Linked DNA regions of Mus musculus: region 1 is linked to region 2. A link is a contact called in ENCODE Hi-C or POLR2A ChIA-PET data. All regions are on one chromosome and are shown on one strand. Each heading gives the region's core, a stretch centred on a gene start or an enhancer-like site at or near the end of the contact. The rest is flanking DNA. Distances are from core to core; before and after follow the strand shown.

Region 1 (7,220 bases), core at 142-2,641, 1.2 Mb after region 2:
TCCCATCTTCGCCCCCATACATAGGCCTACAAACCTGACAAGCCTATGGTTCTGGCACATGCTTCTCTTCTAGACTTCGTAAATTAAACAGAAAAACTCCCCTCAGCTTATTTTACGTACTTGACAACTTTTAAAAGGATACTATTCATTAAAAATTATATTCGAAGTTGTTATAATTGGATTTTTATTCAAAAATTTTAGTCGCTCGTTTTTTTTTTTTTTTTTTTTAGATATCATGGTGTGCTTTGGTAGATAATTTGTATGAAAAAAATTGTCATCTTCAACCTAATTTGAATTGTTTACACATCCATGGGAAAGCCTGTTAACCTTGGTGAGACATCTCCGAGACTGCCTTCTACGAGATAAACAGATTTAAACCCCATTAGCAGCAAAATCTGCATCTTCTTTGAATTAAAACTGTGCAACAAGAAAAAGGGGAGTTTTAAGCTGTGAATGTCCAGGTCTCCAAGTACAGTGTGGCCATGGCGCCAGGTCACGGATGCGATCTTAAAAGCTGCATTTTCAACTTTTGAGTGGGTAAAATTCATTCCTGAGAACTGAGTGTTTTTGACACACTGGTCAGGTAGGGGGCTTTTGAGATGCTCTACCGTTTCCCCCTCTCTGCCTGCGTAAGAAGTGGGGGTATTTTGGTCTCAGGCTCCTGTCATCCTCCGTCCTAGACAGAAACTACCACACAGTGACTCTGGAGTACCAAGTCCCCCTGCTGTTCGGTCTTATTGTCCCATCGCCACAGGGAAACCTGCGGGCACGTTTGCGCCCACCCCGGGGCACCTCTGCATCTCTGAGTATGGAGGGGACTCCGAACAAAGAGAGAAATCAAGGGACCAAGGAGAATGGAGGGTCAGGGAAGGATCCGGGAACACGGGAACCCAGCGGGAGGAAATGAGGGGGATCGGGAATATGTCTGCTATCTTTGGTCTTTTTGGGGGGTGCCGGTCCGTGTGACCGGATCAGAAGGTGCAACCGGGCAGCCGGGCGGCGGGGACAGGTGCCCGGTTGCCCGGCTAGGCTCCCCCAGCTCCGGCCGCTCCGGCCGCACTTCTGCAACGTTGGGCTGTACACCTCCCAGCGCCGACTCCTTCGGTGCGCCGTAGCCCTCGCCTTATATACCCTGCTAAAAATAGCCTGTGAGACGTCTTTCCAATCAGCGCAGGCCGAGTTCGAATTGCACCAATAAGGAGGCCTTTAATGAAGAGGCTCGGTCACGCCAGGCGGGGCCGCTGTGTGTCCGCACCGGCGATTGGTGCGAGCTGACATCATCGTCGCGCAGCCCCGGGTACAGGAGCGGCAGGATTGGGTACCGTGGGGGGCGGAGCTCCAAGCTGGTCACGTGGGGGGAGAAGGGGGGAGCCAAGCGGGGGAGGAGGGGGGAGGCTGGCAGCGGAGCTTTGAATAGGGAAGTTTTGCAGGGGTTACGCTTGCAGTCAGTCCGCTGTTTGCAAATATTGCGTGGGCTCGGCGCGCTGCGGGCTGCGGGAGGGTCCGGACCCGGCGTCCGATTGCAGCGCCATCCAGTTTGCATGAAACTTTCACCTGCGCTCCCGGGAACAGTTTCTGCTCGGACTCCTGATCGTTCACCTCCCTGTTTTCCCGACAGCGAGGACTGTCTTTTCCAACCCGACATGGATGTGCTCCCAATGTGTAGCATCTTCCAGGAACTACAGATTGTGCACGAAACGGGCTACTTCTCGGCTCTGCCGTCCCTGGAGGAATATTGGCAACAGGTAAATACGGATTTTTTTTTTTTTTTCACCTGCCCGGTACGCCGAGGAGGGAGTCGCGCGGAGGAGCAGGCAAGATGGTGTGTGCTTGGAAGTGCATCTTTTTAATGATGATTAGCATTTGCCTAATTAAAAATATAAAGTAATGATCTTAAGATGTCCTTCTGCTGCCTGGAATGATGAAGGCACTGTAGAGCGAGCCTTCGGGAGCGAGGAGTAGAGTTGTCATTTGTGTGAAGGCGAGCTCTCCTTCCCACTACGTTTTTATTTCTTCATTTTTTTTTCGTGTTTTGCTAATTCCGAGCTTACGAGCAGCATACACCTGGGGGGGGGGACCCCAAATTATTCTGACCGATCCAGACCTGAGCCCTTGGCACAAGTTTGGGGTTTGTACCAGCTCCAAACTCCACAGCTGGACCCTGTCATACGAACGAGCTTGCCTTGACTACCAAAAGATTTGATTTAAGGATTTTGGTTTTGTTTTGATATTTGTATGTCCCAAATTTAAAAGTCTTAACATTTTGCTTGCGGAACGCAGTAGTTCTTTTTGAATTCAAGGCCATTTGCAGTTTCTTTTCCGTCTGGATAATTTCTTATCATTCACGTATGCCTGCCTTGTTTTTCTTACCTGCTTTTCTTGTTGACTGCGCGGCGGGTGTGTGTGTGTGGGGGTGCTGTTTGCACACAAGTGACTTGTCAGTCATATGACAATGAGTCCATTCCTAGTTGCTTCGGGTCTTACTTTGGGCAAGAAAAATCTCTAATTCCGGCATTTTAGTGGAACTAGAATTTGGGGCAACCGGAATAAAAGAAACACCCCCTACCCCTTCTAAGTCATAGGATTCTGTGAGTGGCAAAAATATTCTCAAACACTTTCACCATTGTCTTTAAAAACGATGATTCTGTGGCCGTCTCTCTACCCTTCTGGGTATTTTTTTTCCTCCAAGTGAATTAGCAGATCAAATAAATTCCGTCGGTTTCACAACCTCCCAGGCTTTAAAACCCAGGAAAAGCGAAGTGTTGGCTGAAACCTCCCCATGCCGGCTTAATTGTTCACAATCCTCTCTGCCTTTCTCTCCCCCTCTCCATTTTTCCTCCTCAAAGAAGCTGCTCCCTGGGACGTGATTGAAATTGATCTTAGTAGTTTCCTTTAGGCATTTGGGATTTGGGCAACTAGCCAGACTTGGCTCCTGGTCCCCTTCAGAGCCTTTTAAACTCCCAGAGAGCTTCGATCAGGTCCCCACTGCTCATCAGCATACTGGCGATTTTAAATTAGCCAGTTGATTAAAGTTTAACAAGATCTTCATAAATGTCTTCGCCATTTCTTTGGAACATCAATAATAGGTATCGCCGCTTCGATTCCTAATACTGTACACACTGTAACAGACATCGAATTTTGGGGGGAAATGGAAAACAGGCACCCCCTCTTCCTTAGCTTGCTTGTGCTTGCTGTGTGAGGCCGGGACTTAGGATGTGTATACTGTGATAGAAGGCACATTGTTTAGTAAGCTTTAGCCCTTTTGCTGGTAGCCTGTGCTCAAGATGGTCTGTACCCTGATAACATTTTTTTGTTGCAGTTTAGTGCCGAAATTTCTGTCTGTAGAATAGAATACACAGAGGCACAGACGGCCTTATATGGGCATGCAGGCAAAGCTAGTGAAAAATCAGGGCCTACATAATTGAATCCTAAAATCTTTCCTACCGTTTTTCTTTTCCAGTGGCTAGAAAGTTTGAGATGGTGGGGAGAGGGGATTGCTGATCTCTGCAGTGTGTAGCTCCTTGAAAGGTTGGTGGCAGGGCTGGGAAGGGGCACCCTGTTATGGCACACTGCATGTATATTTGAGCCGGGTCCTTATTTGGCTGCAGGTCAGAATTTCAAAAGGAAGTCTCCTTTGGCATTGCGTGAAAGAAAAAGGAGTGATGACTCATACTGTTGTACCCTTGGCCAGGAGATAAAGTCCTTGTTCATTGTGGGACTCCCAGAAGGGCCAGGGAGTAATTTCCCCTTTCCATCCTTTACAATAGCAGATAGCTACTCTGGAAGAATTCACTTCTGTTGTCAAGGTTTCTTGTTTCCCTGTGGCCAGTGCAAAGAAATCATTAAAGTTTGGTGGTATCCATAGTCCTGGACTTGGGAAATGACATTTAAAAATATGCATGTGTATATGTGTGTGTGTGTGTGTGTGTGTGCGCATATATATATATATATATATACATATATATATATATATATATATATATATATATGCATATGTATATGTATATCTCTTAGGTCCCAGCTACACAGAAAATGAGAGGTTTCTTTTCAAATGTATCGATGCCCATGAAGTGAATACAGACAGCTATCTGCTGCCTGTTCTCTGACTACAGCCAGCCCTATATTGTCAGCTGTGCCCCCCAAGTGGGTCTTCAGACCACACTGCACGCTGTGCAATATTTCTGTCCTGTTGGGTGAATACTCTTGGATGGCTAGGGCTCTCTCATTGATGCTCATAGTTCTAGAGACTGTCAGAGGATCTGGTTAAACCTGTTAGGTTGGTGGGAGGGGGAGTGATGTGTGTAAGGCTGGTTTTCTTTGTGTGGCTTACCAGGATCGTCATTAGAAATGTCAACACTTGTAACTATAACAACAAAACAGGCTTAGTGATCATCACTCACTGTGACCATTGGTCCAACACTGGAGAAACCAAGAGAGGTCTCACCTCTACTTTTCCTTCAGATTCCTAGAAACAGCTTTCCTCTAGAATTCTCGGGGAAATAGATTCGCATTACAAAAGACTTTGTGACCCACAATACCTGACACAGAAATAATTTATTTGTCCTTTGTTGCATGTTTCCTTTTTTTTTTTTTTTTATTCCTGTGTGCTTTCAGTTCCACTTTCAGTAGCCGTAACAGTCACGTGCCTTCTTGTGGTTCCTTTTGCACAGACCTGCCTGGAGTTGGAACGCTATCTTCAGAGTGAGCCCTGCTACGTGTCAGCCTCTGAGATAAAATTTGACAGCCAGGAAGACCTGTGGACCAAATTCATTCTAGCTCGGGGGGAGAAGAAGGAGGAATCAGAACTGAAGATTTCTTCTAGTCCCCCAGAGGACTCTCTGATCAGCTCCAGCTTTAATTATAACTTAGAGACCAATAGCCTGAACTCTGATGTCAGCAGTGAGTCTTCGGACAGTTCAGAGGAACTTTCACCCACGACCAAATTTACCTCTGATCCCATTGGTGAAGTCTTAGTCAATTCAGGAAATCTGAGTTCCTCCGTCATTTCCACACCTCCATCTTCTCCAGAAGTGAACAGGGAATCTTCTCAACTATGGGGCTGTGGGCCAGGAGACCTGCCCTCACCTGGGAAGGTTCGAAGTGGGACCTCTGGGAAGTCTGGTGACAAGGGTAATGGCGACGCCTCCCCAGATGGCAGAAGACGGGTACATCGGTGCCACTTTAATGGCTGCAGGAAAGTTTACACGAAAAGCTCCCACTTGAAAGCACATCAGCGCACTCACACAGGTCAGTCCCCTCTTGGGGCCTGGGTGGTCAGCTGCTGGTGGGCGCCCTCAGTCGATCAGCACTGGGAGGGAGCCAGGACCCCCCCAGGATGCGGTCACAAGCAAGACAGTCCTCACTTCCTAGATTCTTGTCTCTAAGGAATTGGGTCTTTTTTGGAGTTCAGAGTAGAATCTTAAAAGACTGGACATTTGAATCAGATGAATGGTTCATGCTTTCAGATTAAACAGGAGGCCAGATCACATTCTCCATGGATACCCAAACCTTCACCCACTGGGTGCTCATTTCCCATTGTCCCATGCATCGTGCTATGTTGGGTTGCACCTCTTTCTTTGTCATGTAAGTGCAGGCTCAGGACAGACACTCCTTGGGCAGCCTGAAGTTTGCTGATGTTGACAGTGGTATTTTGAAGCCTCAGAGTGAGCAAAAGTCTTGGGCTAGTGGGCATTTACTGTGAATACAGCCACAAAAACAAGGGCTTTCTTAACACAGTGCTACTACTTAGATTAAATTCTGTTTATTTGAAACTGGCAGCACAACATCTGGGATAGGAGGGGAAGGATAACAGGATAAGTAATTGTAAACTTGTATCTTACCGAGAGGATAGTCAAATTCTTGAGAGATGAAGTCAGGGCCCTGAAGAGGCAAAGAGCTAGGAGAGGATATGAGTGTTCCCCAAACAAGATGGCTTTTGCCTTGGGTTGATTTGAGCATCATTTTTCACTCATGGGTAGCATTTTGTTCTGTTCTACACTTATAATTTAGCTAGGGAGTGATGTCAATTTGGTCGTTTGATTGCCATCTAGAAACGGATCCACAAGCCCTCTGAATGAGGTTTTTTCTCAGAAACGCATGATTTCAGTTTTGTAGAAATGTAGAAGGTCCCAGACGACTCATTCCACAGGGAAATGAGTAAGGAGTAAGTGCTGGAGGGGACCCGTCTCCATGGAGAAAGCAATAACTCTCCTCCCTCAGCAAGGCTGTGGGTCCTGTGGGCTGACATCTCACCCTGCAAGTATGTCATCAGTCTGAGTAATTGTCATTGTTATGAGGTAACTTTGATTCGGCCAGGATGACTTTGTCAAACCTGGATCCCTGGAATGAACAGCCTAAGTGAGCCCTTCAGGCTAGGTTAGAAAAGACCTTTAGCTTGCCAAAGGTACCATCCTGCCATGAAAGCATATGGTGAGGTCTGTAGACTGAGGGGACCCCACGGTATATATGTTGTTCAGTCTTCTCCCTTACCCTATCTTGTCAGTGAAGTAATGGTGCCTTTATCGTGTGCTCTTTTTCCCAGGAGAAAAGCCTTACAGATGCTCATGGGAAGGTTGTGAGTGGCGTTTTGCAAGAAGTGATGAGTTGACCAGACACTTCCGAAAGCATACCGGTGCCAAGCCTTTTAAATGCTCCCACTGTGACAGGTATGTCAATGAAGGCTTCACAGGAAAAAGAAGTGTGGGGTCATGGGAATGAGGAAGAACCAGGGCAGAGTAGGTGTGTGAAATAGGCCTTGGGAAGAAGGTCAGGAGTTTCCCATTACTTGGTGCCATTTCTTTTAAGTCTGGGGCTTTTGCAAAAGTCTCTTGACACCTTGACTATCTCTCCTAGGAAGCACTGTACCAGATTTCTATAAGAAAACTGTCTAGGGCAAGGCTTTCAAAATGGGTTCCAACAGTTTTCAAATTCAAAACGTAAACCCTCCATGGGACTTCTGGGACTTCCTGGGTGTTCTCTGAAGGCTTCTTGAATATGTATTCCTCTGTCTGGGGCGTCCCTGTCCCTAAAAAGTATTGGTAAAGACTCAGAGGCCTTGTCCAGGGACTGGAATCTGGTGGGCCACACAATCCACGAGCCAAAACTCACCGCTTTGTTTCTGATTTGCCCTTGCAGGTGTTTCTCCAGGTCTGACCACCTGGCCCTGCACATGAAGAGGCACCTCTGAAGGAGCAGAGGGACGAATCCTGTAGGCTAAAAGA
Region 2 (7,254 bases), core at 2,615-5,114:
AAGTGATCTGCCTGCTTCTGCCTCCCAAGTGCTGTGATTAAAAGTGAACACGGTCACCACCTGGCTACTAATGACTTCCTATTTACGTGTTTTTCCACCCTCTGGTAATAGAGCTGCTTCCACACCCAGTCTTCTACTTGCAGTACTCAGGGCTCTGAGTCTGTCTTTAACTTGGAATATTTCAAAAATTTCTTATAAAAAGACTCACACCACATTCAGCTTACTCTGTCCTGTTACATTAGTTTCCCATGACCCTCTTTTTTTCTTGATTTCCATATTTGTTAGTGTCTCCCCTTTGGTGTTACTCCTGATCTTCTTCCCTTGAATGTGTAATTTCCTTTGCCCATCAAGAGGTTTCTACAGTACCTGGTTGGATGTACATCCAGTATGTTTTTACGAGGATTATCACATTAATTTACTTAGAAATGTTATGCAGCTGCCTTCTGCATGTATAGCATCTGAAATGCATTACTCAATGGAGAAGAAACTTATATCTATGAGTTTATCGTTCTTGTATAAGTAATAGAAAACTGAAGAAAAGTATGTCTTAAAAGCTTGAGGCTGAAAAACATTAAGTACATGAAATTTGAGAAGCTCATGTTTTCTTGAATAGCAATTGGTATTTATCTTTGCAGTGAGTTCTTTCCTTGCTCTGGGATAAAATGCTATGGAGAGTGTTATGTCTTAGTATAACACTATGCAGAGGGCAGAATGAGTAATACATAGCCATCATGTTTGATGCATAGAATTAGCCCAGATGCAGTATTTTTATTCTGAGATGTTCTGGCATTCTTAGAAATAGGTACTAGAAGTATAAACAAGGCATTTCTTTGTAAATTAGAGCATTTTAAAGTTAAGTTTGACTGGGGAAATTTAGTGATTAAAAGGTAGTTACAGGCTCTTAGTAAATTTGGCCATATTTACTGTACAGGAGAAATTATGTGTTAAGTCCACTTATTGAACAGAAGACTGTGGTAAATGTTAAGCTTGTCCAACAGCAGCTGACAATTAGTCTTTTCTTAAGAGACATACTTGACAAATAAATATGACTTTGGGAGAAAACAGAATGCTTTATATATTTATTAAAATAATTTCTTTTATTTTTTTTTAGATTACAATATATTTGTAAAAATTTCCCTGATAGACAAGCTGGCACTAAAGGTGATTCTTTGAAATGTAAGCAGAATTCCACATTATCAATTAACTTGGAGCAAGAAGGGTGATAACATCAGATTTATGCAAGTTTCCAGAAAGGCTATCCCCAGACCTTCCTCCTGCCTTCCCTGGCTCTCACTGAAGAATACAGTTCAGCAAGGACTAATTTGTGGGATGGGCAGGTTTCCAGAGGGGATTCTGGTCTTACTGGAAGGCTAAGGGCCAAAACTTATCCCAGAGACACAATTACTTGGTACTAATATTCAAGGATTCTTTCTTTGAAACCACTGGTATGTCTTGGGAAGGGCTCTGTCAGTGTTTCTCCACAGTGTCTAGTCTGGAAACATTTGTCAACTATGTGTTTGAAGAACAGCTTAAAAATAAGCAAGAGGGACAGGAAAGATAGGGAGAGATAGCTCAATGGGCAAGAATATTTTCTATAAAAGCATGCGTACATGAATTCAAGCCCCAGGAGTCATAAAAATTGAGGCACCTTGTTGGGAACAAAATAAGGGGGGAGGGGGCGCGCTGGGAAGGCCCTGGGGAAGAAGAGGAAGGAAAATGAGCCAAACATCTGGCCAGAGTTCCTGTGCAGGCAGAAGCAGGCAGAGCTCCTGGCGCTTTCCACTCAGCCCCAGGTGAACATGCCTGACCCACGAAGTTGGGTGGTGGTGGTGGTGGTGGTGGTGGTGGTGGTGGTGGTGGAGGTGGAAAAGGGGCAGCCCCTGACCGACGGGGACCCAGGAGCTACCTTGCTAAAGAAAGCCCCGGGGTTGTAGGAGAGAGGGATGAGGGAAGGAGTTCCCAACACTGGCAAGAGGGTGCAAAGCAGATCTAGATGGAGCAGAGACTCTCTATGGTTTAAGATCTTTATTATAGAAAGGCAGGAGGGAAGTGAGAAGGGAGAGGGGGAGAGGCTATCCAGAAAGAGAGAGAAAGAGAGAGGAGGGAGGAGAGAAGAAGACAAAGAGAAAGGAGAAGGGATAGAAGACAAAGAGAAGGGAGAGAGAGGGTGAGAGAAGTGAGAGGTAAAGGAACAAAGGAGTAAGAGTAAGAGATGGGGGCTGAACAGCCCTTTTTATGGTCTTCACTGTTGCTAGGTAACTGGGGAGGAGTTTAGCCTGAAGGTCAGAAGCTTGGGCCGCTGCTTACGTGACTACTGACCATGCTTCTCTTGCAGGGAGCTGTGGAAAGTGGTACCTTAGGCAGGGGCCAGAGTTCCAGGAGCATGAGGGAACGCCTACTGTGTTAAGTAGGTGAATTATGACCAATGGGGTTCAGACCTCAGCTCAACTGGAGACCAGCCTGCAATTCTCCACAGCACCTGGCATATTCTAGTTTCTATGTACAAATGCATACTAATACACACCCATGTGCACACAACCCACCCTTACATGAAAGATTTTTTTTTAAAGTAGGTGTTGGCTAGTTTTATGTTAACTTGACACAAGCTTAAGTCATCTGGGAAGAGGAAACATGTATTAAAAAACTGTCTCTTTAAGATCAGGTTGGATGCAAGCCTGTAGAACATTGCATCTTAATTAGTGATCAATGAGGTAGGGCCCAGCCAATTATGAGATGAACCAACCCAGGGTCTGATGGGTCTGCATGCTATAAGAACTCAGGCTGAGCAAGCCATGTGAAGCAAGCCAGTAAGCATCACTCCTCCAAGGCCTCTGCATCAGCTTCTGCCTCTGGTTCCTGCCCTGTTTGAGTTCCTGTCCTGGCTTCCTTCGCTGGTGAACAGATGATATGGAAGACTACGCTGAATAAACCCTTTTCTTCCCACGCTGCTTTGGTCATGATGTTTCTTCATAAAAGCGATAACTCTGACTAATGCAACTCAGGAATAAAATTAATTCAAACAGTACCTTAGTTATGGATGAGTCAGAGTCAAATCTATCTTACCCTCTGTACCTTTTTTCTTGAACTTTCCTGGACAAAGGCATCATTTGCAAAAAGCAAGAAAAAGTATTTTAAAACATTAAATTCAACTAAATATAATTATATAATTTCCCCACCTTCCTTCTGTTTACACCTGCCAATCCCCCTCCTTCTCAAATTCATGACCCCTTTTAACTACTTTTGTTTTACACATATTCACACACACACACACACACACACACACACACACACAGAGGTTTATTTAGTGATGTTTGCCTGTAAATATTTTTAGGACTGAGGGTCAGTCATTATTGTTGACGTCCTATGAATCTTAGATATAGGAGTAGGAGGGTTTCAGCTGAAAACTACAAAAACAATCTACTTTAGTGGACACGAGTAATGAGAACTTCATGGTCAAAAGGTTTTATTTCCTGATTCCTGCAGATGGCGCTAAATCCTTAGCTATTTTCACAATTCCCGGGACAGGGACTGCCTGCTCATAGCCCTAGTGTTTTCTGATAAAGGTTCCTAATTGTTTTAACAGTAAGTAGTGCTACACTGTGCAAGATTTAATCCTAAAGACAATTTCCTTAAATTAATAAAAACAAACAAACAAACAAGCAAAAAACAAAACAAACCCCAAACCCCCACGTTTTGGCAACTGACATCTGTGGCTTTGTCCTAGTCCTGTAAGCGTCTTTTAATAGAAGTGACTAAGGATATTGCTTTCCTGTGCTTTTATCAAAGGTCATGTTGGACTTGTTTTGCTTTTTTTATTTTTCCCATAAAAATCCTAAAGCTGTAAAAGTGCCCATTATCCATTGTTCCTACTCGCTTCCATTCCCGTGTCGCTTTGTTTGGCTGAATGTCCATCTATGACAACGATAGGCGTTCATAGTGTTCCCCTTAGTCAGTTAAGGAACACTGCATAGCTGTGTACTGAGGAGCACTTTATTATTGCCCCATATGGTTCCAAGGGGAAGTTAGAGTACAATATGACTCACCGACGGGAAACTCAAAAAAAAAAAAAAATCCCAGCCGAGCGAGCGAGAGGGAGAGGGAGAGGGAGAGGGAGAGGGAGAGGGAGAGGGAAGAGGGGAGAAGAGGGGAGAAGAGGGGAGAAGAGGGGAGAAGAGGGGAGAAGAGGGGAGAAGAGGGGAGAAGAAGAGGGGAGAAGAAGACGGGAGAAGAAGAGGGGAGAAGAAGAGGGGAGAGGGGAGAGGGGAGAGGGAGAGGGAGAGGACAACAACAAAATTGCTGGGTTTGAGTCAAGAGTGTGTCTTCCTGACACTTGTTGTTTATTGATTCCAGAGCCTAGCAAAGAGGTTTTATGCCTTCAGGAAGAAATCATAAAATAATGCTTAAGGGTGTCTAAATATCAGAGTTAATGTAAAAATGTTTTTATTGGGCAGATTTACTCATGTTTGAGAAAACATTTTAAGTTCTCCAACAGGAAATAGACATGTCTAATTTCTCAACAATAAGGAAGGGGAACCTTCAAAAATGTAATAATGTATTTTACGTGTTCTCCCCCCTCCTCCCATTTTCCTGACCAGATTTTATTTCTTCAGTTAAATAATTCTAGCCAAAATGAAATCAAACCAGTGAACAAACAAACAAACGTCTGGAAAAACAAACACTACAAAAAGAGGTAGGAGGAGTCCCTAAGAATGGATAACATCCCGCTTGGAAACAACCAATGTGCTTATATTGGTCTTCTGCACTCTTATCCTGAGCTTCAGACAGCTATAAATATTTTGAAGTTCATACAGGATCCATGACTGACTTCAGAGTAAATTCCAGGCTCCATATTTTAAAGTTATATATTAAAACATCTAGCATTCTCAAGTACTTTTTAATGCTATGGCATCCTCAATAGTCCATATTTTTCAAATGGATTGATACATAAATTTGAAACATGACTTCATTTTATTGATATATGAGTTTTAATTTATATTTCAACTAATACACAAAATATTACAGTACTCAATTTTGTGGACTAGTTAACTAACATTAGCATCATTTATTATTAGTTTATACTATTTGGAAAATGAAAGAAAAGAAATATTGTTGGTAAAGAGGCAATTTATGAAATATGTGTTTATTAAGTCAGCAGTTAGGATTATAATTTTAAAAATAATAACATTAAACAATATCAAAGTTATATGTATTATTACACAAATAATTCCCTGCTTTGATTTATTGGGAGTTTCTAAATGGCACCTTCTTTGTTGTGCATTTTTCTTAACACTCCATTAAAATAAATAGTGTCCTAGTCAAAAGGTACCCTTCAGGTCAGTTAAGAATTTTATACTGGTTTGCAGAAAGAACTGAATTACCGTTTGTAACTGGTGGTGGCCGTTTGTAACTATCTGAACTTCATATGGTTTAAAGGCCTTTGAAATAATCAAGAAATTGACAGTTTTCATAAAAAATGAGAGGGAATTATTTGGAGAATACAGTATATGTTTTATTTTTGCCTTTATTATATATATATATATATATATATATATATATATATATATATATATATGTATATATATATATATATAATGATCTGCTAATTTTGAAATAAACTTAAAAATAATGTAAAGCCTGAGGTGTATTACTCCCTCCCTCATTTTTGAAAGAAAGATGTAAACATCTAGCAAGCATAATTCTGAGTCTCTGTGGTCACATTGTCAGTCAGTGACCTTAAAGATAGAACTGAGAAAGTGGGAATGATATTTGAATGGGGAGGATTTTAAAGGGGATTTCTGTACACTATAAAGTTGACTATTATTTTTAAGTCAACATAAGAACAGATTCCAAAGGATCAGTGTGATTACATTTTGAATAAAAATATTATCGCTGATAAATTTATGTCTTTGCATGTTTGACTATAGTAAATTTGTATTTAAAATTTTATTTAGCATTTTATAATTTGTCCACACTTAGATTGGTTCTTGAAAATTCCCTTTGGTTTCATGCTATGTGAGAATAAAAAAGATTAACTGGGTTATCTGATGGGTTTCCAGTGTCTTCCTGTTCACTGACTTTTTTAATAGACATGGCTTCTATAGCCCTTAGCAGGATTTGATTGCGCCCTTATTGATATTTTGATTGTTTTCCCTGGTCAGCCTTAATATGTTAAACCTCTTGAGATCTGGGCCAAGGTGATTGTCCTGTGGATACACTCATGCTTGACTGTAAATATTTACCCCACCCATTAAATTCATATAAACTCGAAAGCAACCAAAAGAGGAACATAGTCAACCCAGCCACTCAACTAGAGCTGGAGAAATGGAAATGAGTATTTGTTAGTTTTTGGAAGCACTGGGTTATTTGGTTATTGTTGTTGACTTCAGAAACAAAATGGTATTTAGCCCCAGAAGGGAATATACATCATATTCAGGGGGTTCCTGTAGTGAATTTATTTGTGACTGATAATTATTGCTTTATTTTATATCCATGTACCAATGTACTACTGTTTCTAAGTAGAGGTAGATGGAAGGGAGTGTGGAGACAAAGGAAATGATGGGATTGGGGTTGGCAATCCAAACTGCACCACTATATTCATACTAATGAAGTATTTCATAGAAGCTAAAAGGGATTTGCATTTTCTGAAGCATAGCCTTGCCATCCTTGTAAAGACATCACCAATGGTCCAGGTCTCAGAGGGAGTTTCAACTCCCAAGGCTCCCATTCTCATGAAGATCCTTAACTGTTTTCACAAAGCTCTGTCATGGACCTGTTAGCCATTCTTCATGGGATGTATTAAATAAGGATTCATTTAAAAAAAAAATTTGCTTACAGTCATGACCACAGTGTATATCAGCAGTTTAGCTGTTTAGTTTCATGATTGTTTCCAAACACTGCATATGGTTATGTAACATTTGTAGAATTGTCCTCTGTGTCCTAATTCAAGGACAGATTTTTGATTCCAGAATTTATCGATATCTTTACTCTTCTCAAGTCACTTTCAGCTGACCGTGGAACATGTTCTGAGGTAGCAATTCTGCAAACTTGATGAAGTGGACCTTCCCCAAAACTTGCTGTTTATTTTCAGTGATTGGTAATGGGAGAATAAGGGTATGTTTTTTCAATATTAGAATTATTTAAAGTCACCAAAACTATGTGCCCCTTTTATTTACCCTAAAAGAGACACATTTCTTCTCCCTTTCCATAGACACAAAACACCATTCCCTGTGTATCCTGACAGTTCAAAGAGATGCA

The links. Hi-C counts contacts between places; a loop is a spot of excess contacts on that map. ChIA-PET counts read pairs that join two places held with the same protein, here RNA polymerase II (POLR2A).
Region 1: a loop to region 2 is called in a map of left cerebral cortex, with 8 times the contacts of the local background. The contact joins the promoter of Klf6 here to the enhancer-like site in region 2. A Hi-C loop is called at or near these places in 15 of 37 maps with a recorded cell type or tissue (Patski, adrenal gland, gastrocnemius and 2 more). POLR2A ChIA-PET finds 5 or more read pairs at or near these places in 1 of 5 experiments (Patski).

Annotation. Positions count from the first base shown.
Region 1 is chr13:5,860,098-5,867,317 of GRCm38, forward strand. It overlaps Klf6 (Kruppel-like factor 6), which reads left to right and starts at 1,392. Exons shown (of 4, transcript NM_011803.2): 1 at 1,392-1,745; 2 at 4,671-5,247; 3 at 6,542-6,665; 4 at 7,135-7,220. The coding sequence starts at 1,542. The coding sequence ends at 7,186.
Region 2 is chr13:4,659,032-4,666,285 of GRCm38, forward strand. No RefSeq gene overlaps it. Among named protein-coding and RNA genes, the nearest start is that of Akr1e1, 53 kb to the left of the region's middle. Within about 2 kb of position 3,865, at least 2 of the 3 ENCODE cell types and tissues checked have a DNase peak (open chromatin) inside an H3K27ac peak, as active enhancers do; they include gastrocnemius and left cerebral cortex, where a contact is called at or near this core.